Linked DNA regions of Homo sapiens: region 1 is linked to region 2. Evidence: chromatin contacts called from ENCODE Hi-C or POLR2A ChIA-PET data. All regions are on one chromosome and are shown on one strand. Each heading gives the region's core, a stretch centred on a gene start or an enhancer-like site at or near the end of the contact. The rest is flanking DNA. Distances are from core to core; before and after follow the strand shown.

The links. A loop is a pair of places that touch in the nucleus more often than their neighbours do. ChIA-PET counts read pairs that join two places held with the same protein, here RNA polymerase II (POLR2A).
Region 1: a loop to region 2 is called in a map of endothelial cell of umbilical vein, with 7 times the contacts of the local background. The contact joins two enhancer-like sites. A Hi-C loop is called at or near these places in 1 of 168 maps with a recorded cell type or tissue (endothelial cell of umbilical vein). POLR2A ChIA-PET finds 5 or more read pairs at or near these places in 1 of 52 experiments (BJ).

What each region holds. Positions count from the first base shown.
Region 1 is chr10:77,733,926-77,739,966 of GRCh38, forward strand. It overlaps the pseudogene LOC399783 and the pseudogene RBBP6P1. Among named protein-coding and RNA genes, the nearest start is that of KCNMA1, 99 kb to the left of the region's middle. Within about 2 kb of position 3,811, at least 3 of the 41 ENCODE cell types and tissues checked have a DNase peak (open chromatin) inside an H3K27ac peak, as active enhancers do; they include endothelial cell of umbilical vein, where a contact is called at or near this core.
Region 2 is chr10:77,389,353-77,394,876 of GRCh38, forward strand. The region is part of intron 2 of KCNMA1 (potassium calcium-activated channel subfamily M alpha 1); the gene reads right to left. Among named protein-coding and RNA genes, the nearest start is that of KCNMA1-AS3, 41 kb to the left of the region's middle. Within about 2 kb of position 2,684, at least 13 of the 41 ENCODE cell types and tissues checked have a DNase peak (open chromatin) inside an H3K27ac peak, as active enhancers do; they include endothelial cell of umbilical vein, where a contact is called at or near this core.

The DNA.
Region 1 (6,041 bases), core at 2,561-5,060, 350 kb after region 2:
CCAAGAAAGTGGCCAGTCCTGGGTGGACGTGTTGGGAGTGTGACCGCCTGTTCATTCAGAGAGATGTGTACATATCCCACGTGAGGAAGGAGCAAGGGAAGCAAATGAAGAAACATCCCTGCCGCCAGTGTGACAAGCTCATCCCACAGCCTGTGCCAGCACAACCGGATCAAGCACAAAGGCATCAGGAAAGTGTATGCCTGCTCGCACTGCCCAGACTCCAGACGTACCTTTACCAAACGATTGATGCTAGAGAAGCACGTCCAGCTGATGCACAGCCTCAAGGACCCTGACCTGAAAGAAATGACAGATGCCACCAATGAGGAGGAAACAGAAATAAAAGAAGACACCAAGTTCCCCAGTCCCAAGTGGAAGTTGGAAGAACCAGTTCTGGAGCTCAGGCCTTCCTGAGGAGCAATCACTCAACCACTGAAAAAGCTGAAAATCAATGTTTTTAAGGTTCTCAAGAGTGCCATGTGTGGCTTCACCACCGAAAACCTGCTTCAGTTCCACGAACACATCCCTCAGCACAAATCTGATAGTTCTTCCTACCAGTGCCAGGAGTGTGGCCTCTGGTACACGTCTCACGTCTCTCTGTCCAGGCACCTCTTCATTGTACACAAGTTAAAGGAACCTCAGCCAGTGTCCAAGCAAAATGGAGCTGGGGAAGATAACCAACAGGAGAACAAACCCAGCCATGAGGATGAATCCCCCAATGGCACCGTGTCAGACAGAAAGTGCAAAGTGTGCGTGAAAACTTTTGAAACTGAAGCTGCCTTAAATACTCACATGCGGATACATGGCATGGCCTTCATCAAATCCAAAAGGATGAGCTCAGCCAAGAAATAGCCACAGAAGGTACATGAGGAAAATCCCTGTCCACATTGGAATAAAAAAGATATTTTTGTTACAAAAAGTTTGCAGTATAATAAACAGTACTGTCTAGGCTGTTGCAATATGTTCTCTTTCAACGTACCTTCCTTCACCTCGTTGTATATATCCTCGATAAGTAGTAAAACAGTATTTGAGTTTCAAAGAGTTTGTATAGATTTAAATGAATAACTTTTTATACTGTTTGTTACACATTTGTATCAGTATTTAGTGGCAAACGATTTGAGTTGTTTTGGGTCAGAATTTTTCTTTTTGTACTGTTTCTTTAAAACAGAGTTCTTAGTAACAGGGGCAGCTCCTGAATTCAAATAAACCATTTTGTATGTTTGGATTTTGAAGAGGTTAACTAATTACAGGCTAAAATAATGCCTTTTTTAGTGTTTTTAATTTTTAGAATACACTACATAAATTGTAAGTAATTGTGGGTCTCAAAAACCCTAGGAACTTTTAAGTGTCTTAGCACTTCCTCGATGTGCCTGCCCTGAAGGAGTGAGCTCACATGTGAGACAACTGCACTCCAGTGTGGGCGTGCCTTTTTCTTCAGGCCATGCGAAGGGTGTTTAAAGCAGCCTTGCAGGTCGCTCCTTTCCCAGCCGTGGATAAAAACTGAAGCCAGGAATCTAATAAGGAATGCTGATTTCCTCAATTCCATTTTGGGGCATGGGGAAGGCTGTTCTAAAGAAAAAAATGGGACTGGTTTTCTAGGCAGATCTGCAAGGCTGGCTTTAAAAGCACAAGGAGGGAAAGTAACGAAAGGGCTGGACTACTATAAAAGTTACAAATACGTAGTTAGACCAATAGATTTATATAGTCAGGTTTTTGTCATGTAATTTATTAACTATTACAGAAACACAACTAAGAATATCAAGTATTTCTCTGGCTCTTGACAGAAAAAAAAATCAGTTGACTTAACCCTTTGCTGTCAAAAGAGTTGGCATTGCCTGTTCTAGGTGCTACTGCCAAATGTTCTGATACTTAGAGTTGGGATGCACAACGTCAACCACTGACTTCTCAATGCAGCCGCCTGTGTATTGCAATTGGCCGTTACCTTAAGCGCGGGGCCACCCGGGTTTAGTTCAGCCATTTCAAGAAGTATATTTAACGTCGGTAGTTCTGCTTTATTAAAATGCAGCAGAGGTACTCTTCTGTCCCTTCCGTTTATAGTTCTCTGAGAGAGTTCTATTTTTTGGTTTTGTTTCGTGTTTTCTTTTTTTTTTTTTTTTTTTTTTTTTTGAGACAGAGTCTTGCTCTGTCGCCCAGGCTGGAGTGCAGTGGAGTGATCTTGGCTCACTGCAAGCTCTGCTCGCCGGGTTCACACCATTCTCCTGCCTCACCCTCCCGAGTAGCTGGGACTACAGGCGCCCGCCACCACGCCCAGATAAGTTTTTTTTTTGTATTTTTAGCAGAGACGGGGTTTCACCATTGTTGCGGGAAGTCAGGGAACCCAAACGGAGGAACCTGCTGAAGCCATGACAGAAGAACATGGATTATGAAGATTTTATGGACATTTATTAGTTCCCCAAATTAATACTTTTGTAATTTCTTAATGCCTGTCTTTACTGCAATCTCTAAACATAAATTGTAAAGATTTCATGGACACGTATCACTTCCCCAATCAATACCCTTGTGATTTCCTATGCCTGTCTTGTCTTTAATCTCTTAATCCTGTCAGCTGAGAAGGATGTATATCGTCTCAGGACCCTGTAATAATTGCGTTAACTACACAAATTGTACAGCATGTGTGTTTGAGCAATATGAAATGTGGGCACCCTGAAAAAAGAACAGGATAACAGCAATTGTTCAGGGAATAAGAGAGATAACCTTAAACTCTGACTGCCGGTGAGCCGGGCAGAACAGAGCCATATTTCTCTTCTTTCAAAAACAAATGGGAGAAATATCGCTGAATTCTTTTTCTCAGCATGGAACGTCCCTGAGAAAAGAGAATGCGCACCTAGGGGTAGGTCTCTGAACTGGCCCCCCCGGGGCGTACCTGTCTCTTATGGTCGAGATTGCAGAGGTGAAATAAACTCCAGTCTCCCATAGTGCTCCCAGTCTTATTAGGAAGAGGAAATTCCCGCCTAATAAATTTTGGTCAGACAGGTTGATCTCAAAACCCTGTCTCCTGATAAGATGTTATCAATGACAATGGTGCCTGAAACTTCATTAGCAATTTTAATTTCGCCTCGGTCCTGTGGTCCTGTGATCTTGCCCTGCCTCCACTTGCCTTGTGACATTCTATTACCCTGTTAAGTACTTGATGTCTGCGACCCACACCTATTCGCACACCTCCCCTTTTGAAAATCCCTAATAAAAACTTGCTGGTTTTTGTGGCTTGTGGGGCATCGCGGATCCTACCAACGTGTGATGTCTCCCCCGGACACCCAGCTTTAAAATTTCTCTCTTTTGTACTCTGTCCCTTTATTTCTCAAGCCAGCTGACGCTTAGGAAAATAGAAAAGAACCTACGTGATTATCAGGGCAGGTCCCCCGATACACCATGTTAGCCAGGATGGTCTCAATCTCCTGACCTCGTGATCTGCCCACCTCAGCCTCCCAAAGTGCTGGGATTACAGGTGTGAGCCACCATGCCCAGGCTTGTTTTGTGTTTTATTTTGCATTTCATATCTTACATTTATCCCTGAACATGTTTTGTACTTTTTTTTGTTGTTAAGAAAAGGAATTCTTTTGTGTATCTATAGATACTTGCATGATCTACTGTAGTCAACGTTCGGTTCCTCAAAAGGTCTTGCTGCTGTCAGGTGTTATGCACTCCATCCATAATAACTGTGTGAAACACATTTCATATGTAAATAAACGTGGGACATTTGGCCCATGTGCTTCTGTGAGAGAGTTATTGATTGTGAGTCTCTGACATCTTTGTGAAGTTTGGGAAGTGACTAATTGCAGGGACAAGCTACAGGATGTTGCAGAATCCTTCCCACTCAGAAGAATGGCATGTTCTCTCTCATTAGTAATCAGCTATTTTGTCACTTTCTCATTGACTCCATCAGTACATCGGTACAATCCAAGGGTGTGAATTTCAGCTTGAAATTCCATTGCTATTACTTGTTATGTTTGTATTGCTCTAAGTTGTATTCATAGCACTTTCATATGTTTCTGCATTTGAACCTTGCAATAAGCCTGTGTGGTAGGCCACATAGGTCCAAATAACCTAGTTTTACAGTTGAGGAAGCTGAGCTCAGATTCAGTTCTTTGCTGAAGCCCTCATAGCTGGTAAGTGGCTTTGCATATTAGAACCCAAATATTTTGCTCTCTAAATCTAATGCTCGCTCTATGTGGTTATGTACATATTGACAAATATTCATTTATTCAACAAATAAAAAGTATGTACAAAGCATGAAAAAAATAAAAAATAAAAACAACAACAATAAACTATAGCTTCTGATCTGAACGGAAAACTAAGCTGATGGAGGAAAGAGAGTTTCTTAAAAATGGCAGAGGAGATTCCAAAAAAAAAGTAATTCTAGTCACTCAAGAGACCAAAAGACCTCATGATCACAAAGCCACTTATGATACTAAACACTCAAGGTAAGGGGCAAAATTTGTAGATAAAAGTCTTTGTGAAGATCATGAGACACATATATTAGAAGCAAAGAACAACAAAGAGTCAAGTGGCAATCAGTTACTTGATATTGTTATTCCACCAGGCACACAAATTGAGAAAGAGCAAATTACTGGGCAAGTTGAGAAGAATGCTACCAACCCTAAACCCCAGTTAAGTCACTCCTCTCGACTGTCCCCTGACTTAACTAGAGACACTGATGAAGCTGCTTTTGAGCCAGATTATAATGAAAGTGACAGTGGAAGTTATGTATCTGTAAAAGATGAGGAAACTTCAGGAAACACTTCTAAGGTCCTGAAAGATAAGATAATGGAGAAAGCAGGAGAAAGCAAAAGAAAGCCTGGACACAGTTGGCCAGGTAGGCATAGGAGGAGCCAGAGTCCGAGCAGAAGTCAGAGCCCTTCTGGAGGCCAGACTTGAGGCCATAGCAGCAGGGCCAGTTCTGCAGAAAGTTAGAATAGCAGGAAGAATAATAAAAAGTAGGAAAAGGAAAAGCACAAGAAACATTAAAAAAAAAAAAAAAAAAAACCATACATGCAGGTACTGCAGGGGAATTGGAAAAAAGCCAAAAAACACAGACATAAGAAAAGGAAGTCAAAGAAGAGCAAAAGATAAAGAGAAAGATAACAAAAAATGAAATCTGTCACCATGTAAAAGGACAGATTTTTTAAATGGACTTAATGGCTAAGTCTGTATTCAATTTTGTTATTATGTAAAGAGATTCAGGTCTTGTAAATAATGACATGGAAGACTCTGTGCTGCACTTAAAATATTGCTGCTTGATTATTGGATTTTTACATCAGAGGTTGATGCAGTTTGGATATTTGTCCCCACCCCAATCTCATGTTGAAATAAAATCCCCAGTGTTGGAAGTCAGGCCTGGTGGGAGGTGTCTGGGTCATGGAGGTGGATCCCTCATAGCTTGGTGCTTTCTCTGCAAAATCTGGTTGTTTAAAGTGTGTGGCACCTCCCCTACTCTCTCTTGCTTCTACTCCCACCATGTGAGACACATGCTCCTGCTTCACCTTTCACCATGATTGTAAGCTTCCTGAGACCTCCCCAGAAGCAGATGCCAGTGCTATGCTTCCTGTACAGTCTGAAGAACTATAAGCCAATTAAACCATTTTTCTTTATAAATTAACCAGTCTCAGGTATTTTTATAGAAATACAAGAATTGCTTAATACAGAAAATTGGTACCAAGGAGTGGGACACTGCTATGAAGATACCTGGAAATGTGGAAGCAGCTTTGGAACTAGGTAATGGGCAGAGGTTGGAAAAGTTTGGAGAGCTCAGAAGAAGAGAGAAAGATGAGAGAAAATTTGGAACTTTTTAAAGACTGGTTAAATACTTGTGACCAAAATGCTGATAGTGATATGAACAGTGAAGTCCAGGCTGATGAGGTATCAGATGGAAATGACAAACTTATTGGGAAATGGAACAAATGTCACCTTTGTTATGCCTTAGCAGAGAACTTAGCAGTATTGTGTCCATGCGCTAGGGATCTATGGAAGTTTGAATGTCAAAGTGATGATCTACGTTATCTGGCAGAAGAAATTTCTGAGCACCA
Region 2 (5,524 bases), core at 1,434-3,933:
TTAAATAAACATGCCTTTTATTGTTTTCAGGTACACAGAGATGGAGGCGCTTCTACCTCTGGAGGAGGGATGGACTTTCAGGGGCCCCATGATTTGCAGCAGTTCAGTCAAAAGCAATACAAAGAGCAAAGGATAGGGGCTGTTATCTCACCCAAGAGCTCCTCAAGCAGAGGATACTCAATTGGAAAGGAGGCTCTTCCAGTCAAATTTGGGGCTAGTGGGGTCACCACGTTTGATACCAACTAGGAACAACATCCCCTTAGAGGCTTCCAACTGAGGAAGGTTCCAAAAGAGAGCTCCATGGCTGAAATGATTCAAAAGAAGCCAACTCCTTCTCATTGAGCTGGCCCTTTGGAATATGGCCCCCTCCTCCCACGGCATCCTTCCCCCTGCCCAGTGCCTCAGGCCCATCTACATGCTTCTACCTATAGGCTTTGCTTCTTCTCTAGAAAGGAGCAAAGAAGGAAAAGAATCATTGGAGGTGAGTCAAAAGCAGGCACCGTAACTCACGGGGCCTTGTAAGCCAGGGACACAGTTTCAGATTTTACTTCAAATGGAGGCAAAACCATGGGAGAGCCATGCAGAGACACCCCTTGATGAACTCTGCTTCACGCCAATCACTCTGGCAGCTAAGAAAAGTGCATTCTCTCTCCTTTTGCAGTTCTCCTGGTGCCTAGCACAGGGCCAAGGGCACAGTAGATGTGAGCCTAACACTTGTGGCCTTTGCTGATGAAGGACAGTGAAGGGGATAAGAAAACATAAAGATATTTTGGGCTGCAAGGGAACGAACTACTGAAAAACTACTGCGGCCCCCTCTATTTATGGAGATGCTGAGGCCTTGGAGAGGGAATTGACTTGTCCAAGGTCAACCAGAAAAGTGATAGCAAAGCCAGGGTTAGTATCCAGGTTTCTGCTGATTGCAGCTCCTCAGATAAAAGTAAGTGACTTGCCTCTCTTCTCCCATATCCAGAATTGATCTCAAACACTGTCATGAATCCCCAAGGGCCAGAGAGACACACAGCATAGACCAAGGTGAGTAAACTGTTTTCTCTCTTTCTGATGATCTGAGCTTTTTCCTGGAGAGATCTCAGGTGGCCAAGAAACCAAGTTGCCCACCTCATGGTTCAGAGGAAACAATAACCTCCTGGCAGCTTCCCTGGGAGCCCATGCAGGTGCCTCAGGGATTAAGGAGCTCCTGAAAACAACTCCTTTCCTTTGCAGGAAGTGATTTTCCACCCCTGAGGCATAACACCAGGCAGAGGCTCTATCAGTGCCTGCTGATATAATTAGCTCTGGACAGACTCTCCAACCAAGGCAGACACAACCAGGCCCTTGCTCTAGAAACAAAAAGAATGTTCTGGACCTATCCCAGTACACTTCCAAACCCCACGCCTTCCTGGGCAAGTCGGGGCTCAGAGACCAACAAACCCAACAGACTTCAGCAGCAGCCAGGGAGCTGGCAGCCTCTGTCCCCTGAAATGCCACTTTTTTTTTTGTGATTCAGCCTCTGTTTCAAGCTATTTTTAGTGTAAGCAAAGGCTGCATCTGAGGGAAGGTGGTGTGGGAAAGGGGTCTTTACTTTCTCTCTCCTTTTCAATGAACTGTCCTGTTTCCCTTAGGACAGCCATTTCACCAAAAGCCACAAAACATGTGGGGAGGGAGGATTAAAAAGAAAAATGGGAAAAAGGTCAAAATTCAGCCTGTTTGCTAAAAGTCTGGGAACAGTTCTAGGAAGGTGATAGTTTCTCGATCCTTTGCGTTAACCTGCTGAATCCTGGGCTGCTCCTGCCAGTGGGGAACCAATATGCCCAGTCCATCTACCTTCCGAATTAACCAACCTCCAGTAAACAAGGAAGGCCCAGAAGTTTGCTCTCCCAGGGACGTGGTGCAAACAGGTTTAATGGTCCCCCTTGATGCCCCAGGGAAGGATGTGTGCCCTTGGAGGCTTGTGAACAGAGAAGCAAGCTTCCGCTCACAGAGGACCCTGGCTTCCCACCCTCACCCCGTCTCCATCATGTCAGCACAAGGCCAATTTTACAAACTGAAATTAACTGGATGAGCAAAAAGATAGCCTTGGTGCTTAAGAGGCTTGGGTACATTTAATTGAGTTTCCAAGTGCCCTGATTCCTTAAGAAAGCCAGAGAAGCCACTGTTATGTCCTAGATCCCTCACTACTCAAACAGGAGAGAATAGTTTTTACAATAAAAATTTTAGGGCAAATGGTGGCTTTCTGTTGTTGTCATTTCCCTGAAGTAGGTTTTTTGTTTGTTTGTTTGTTTGTTTGTTTGTTTGTTTTTTTCTGGAAAAAGCCTCACTCTGGACCCAGAGTCTAAAAATGAGGCTTTTAGTGCACCAAATTGGGCTGTTTGGGGCCCGTAGGCACGAGTCAGTCTGCCTCCTCCTAAACATAGCCTCGTAAACTAAACTTGGAAGCATCAGCTTGCGTGTGGTCCCGAGTGTGACTTTCCAAGCATGCACTCCCCTGCAACGACAAAGGCTGATGACTTTGTCATCATCATCTCTATTTTTGAGTCTCCCTGCTAAACAAACTTTCTCGCAGCTGAAATGGAGGCTCTAAGGATATTTTTCTGACAAAAACGGAGTGCTAAGCCATCAGCACCCTCTGAAGGCCTTGGGGGAAAACCTGGGTAAGAAAAGTCTCCCAGCCCAACTCAGTAGCCGCAAATACAGACATTTCATTTCCTGAAATGCCTCCAGGGGGCGCCAGCTTTCATGGGTTGGGAAGGAGGGAGGGAAGGACGGAGGAATGGAATGAGGCGAGGAAGGAAGGGAGGGAGGGAGGAAGGGAGGGAGGGAGGAGGGAGGAGTGGGGGAGGTGGGAGGGGGCAGTGGGGAGGAAGGAAGGAAGGGAGAGAGGGAAAGAAGGAAGGGAGAGAGGGAAGGGAAGGGAGGGAAAGGAAGGGAGGGAAGGGAAGGAAGGTAAGGGAGGCAAGGGAGGGAAGGGAGGGAGGCAGGGAGGGAAACCAACTACTCACATATTTGCCCAGGCCCCTGGGATTCAGCTGCAGAACTGCACAGGATGTGCAATCAGGACTAGAATGTCTGAGCTCCCAGGCCTGTCCAAGGGACTGAGAGATGGGTCACAGGTTCTGACTTATCACTAAACCCTACTTCAGAAACCTTGCCACCCCAAATCATTCTAGAAAATGCAAGCATAACATTTCCACCTTCAACACTTTGGATGACTGCACTTTGCAGCTTTTGCTGAATGAACCAACATATGTCCAGCACATTGAACAGTATCTGACCCCGAGCAGGTGCTCCAGAATGTTTGAAGGAATGGATGAAGGGATGGAGGAATAGCTCAGAGGAGCTGCCTCGCATGTGCAGTAGAATCTGGGTCTTTATCTTCTGGTGACCTCACACGCTTTCCCATCTCCTTTCAATGAATGTGTGGTCACTACCTGTCAAAATGTACATCAAACCCACCTCCCCAAATACTGGTGCAGATGTGCCCTCCGAAACCAGCCTGTCCCTGCCCTGTCAGCCTCGCCCCACCTCCAGGGAGAAGTGGATACGGAGACCACAGTAAGTGCACTTGACCCTTTTTCCTTAAGACTCATCTGTTGTCCTGCCAAGGCATTTCCTGTGACACATGCGCCCACAACGTACAGCTCCAGGGAGAGCCCAGCCCGTTCTCCAGTCCCCAGCCAGCTCAGGGAGGCTATATGAAGTGAGAATTTCCTGGCCAATTTGACAATGGTGAGTCAGGCTGGCATGAGCCAGCTGCAAAGAGGACGCAGCCTGGACAAGCCTGAATTAAGTGTGTGCACAGAGCAAACATCATCATCTGGATGGATCCAAACCAGGGCTTGCCTGGGGCATTCAGAGCCTTTCAGATGGCCCTGCCCAGAGCTGCTCAGCACTCTTGGAAGATGTCTGGGTTTGGGGAGGCTCAAGGGCTGTTCTTCTACCCCTGCCCCAGAAAAGGATTTGTTCTTCACCCCCTGACCCGTCTGTCTCCATACCAGCCCATTTCCTCCATGACATGGTGACCGGGCTCACACACACAATAACAAAAATAATAATAACCATGCTTATCAAGCACTAACCATGTCAGAGGCACTGTTCTAAATATTTTACATGCATTAACTCATTAAGAGGCAGGGACTATTATTGTCCCCATTTTGTAGATGAGGAAACTGAGGTATGAGACAATGAAGCCACTCGCCCAGGGTAAAAGCCAAGCCCCTGAGACAGATGGAGCTGGGAGTCAGGAGTCTGCAGAGGCTGGGCTTCCAACTGCCCAGCCGCACCACACACAGCAGCTCCTTCCCAAGATGGGTGTCCCAGGGAGAGAGGCAATGCAAGAGCTGAAGTGAGTTTTGAGGCTGCTATGGGCTCCACCCATCCTCCTTGTTTGTTCCAATCAAGTGAGAACGAGACACAAGGAGCAAGATGGAGATCAAAAAAGAGTAGGAGCTCTAGTTCAGATCATGATGCACTGACAAAGGGGCAGGGTTTCTCACTCCCAGGCCCCAACAGAGACTGAAGCAAAGCGGACAGAGACAAGACAGGACCGGCAGAAGCAGGCCGGACTGGCTGCTGACTGCACAGAGGCTGCAAGTGCTCTGCTTGCTTACCAGGCCCCCACTGACCTGTGCTACGCTCAGTTCTGTATACTAGGGAACACCAATCAATGTCGGTGGATCACACAGGTGGATGAATGGACATAGATGGATGGGCAGACAGACAATGGGATGGAAGGCCAAAGCAGGCACCCACATGCACCTGGAAACTTCAGAGGAGAGGGAAAACAGCCATGCCAGCACTTGCCATCAGAGCCCTGAGGGCCTGGGAGCCAGAGATGAGTGGCCAGGATCAAGTGGGCTGTCCCTGGACCAGGAGGCTCTTCCTCACTCTGGAGCCAACTGAGGGTTGATTTCTGAAACTCTCCTTCATTTTCACAGCAGCCCTGGGGAGGGCAGAGGAGCCAACACACCAGCTAGTAAAATTAACAGCTGCTCTTTACAGGGCGTGCCGGAGAGCCCAGCACATGGCTCGAGGCCTGCAGACCAGAAGCTGCTGCGAGCTGAGGTGCCTGGCCTGCAGGCCCTGATCAGGGGTCCTCTTGGGGGTAAGGCTTAGACTCTGAGCTGCCAGCAGGGCCTGGGGTGTGGGGGCTGCCGAAGCAGTGGGCAGGTGGATGGAGAAACTCAAGGAATGATGCTGCTACAAAATTCTCAGACATATTCTCCTGACCTTGCGAAGTGGAAATCCATATGTTCACCCCAGCTGGGAATCTGCTATGGAACTTGGGGACCCACCTGGCTCTGGCCTCTCCATCTCTAATGCAGTACTTAGTTGAGCTTGGGGAAGTGAATGTAGACACGTCCCCATGAGAAGGGGACAGATGTTATATCTTATCTATTACCTATGCCATAGGTAACTTATGGAGCAAGTCCTGTAGGCCACTTGAAGAGGAATATTGACAGGCATACAGGGAGTGGCAATTGTTTCTTTACAGGGACAGATGGTAATTATTTTAGGCTGGTGGGTGTTT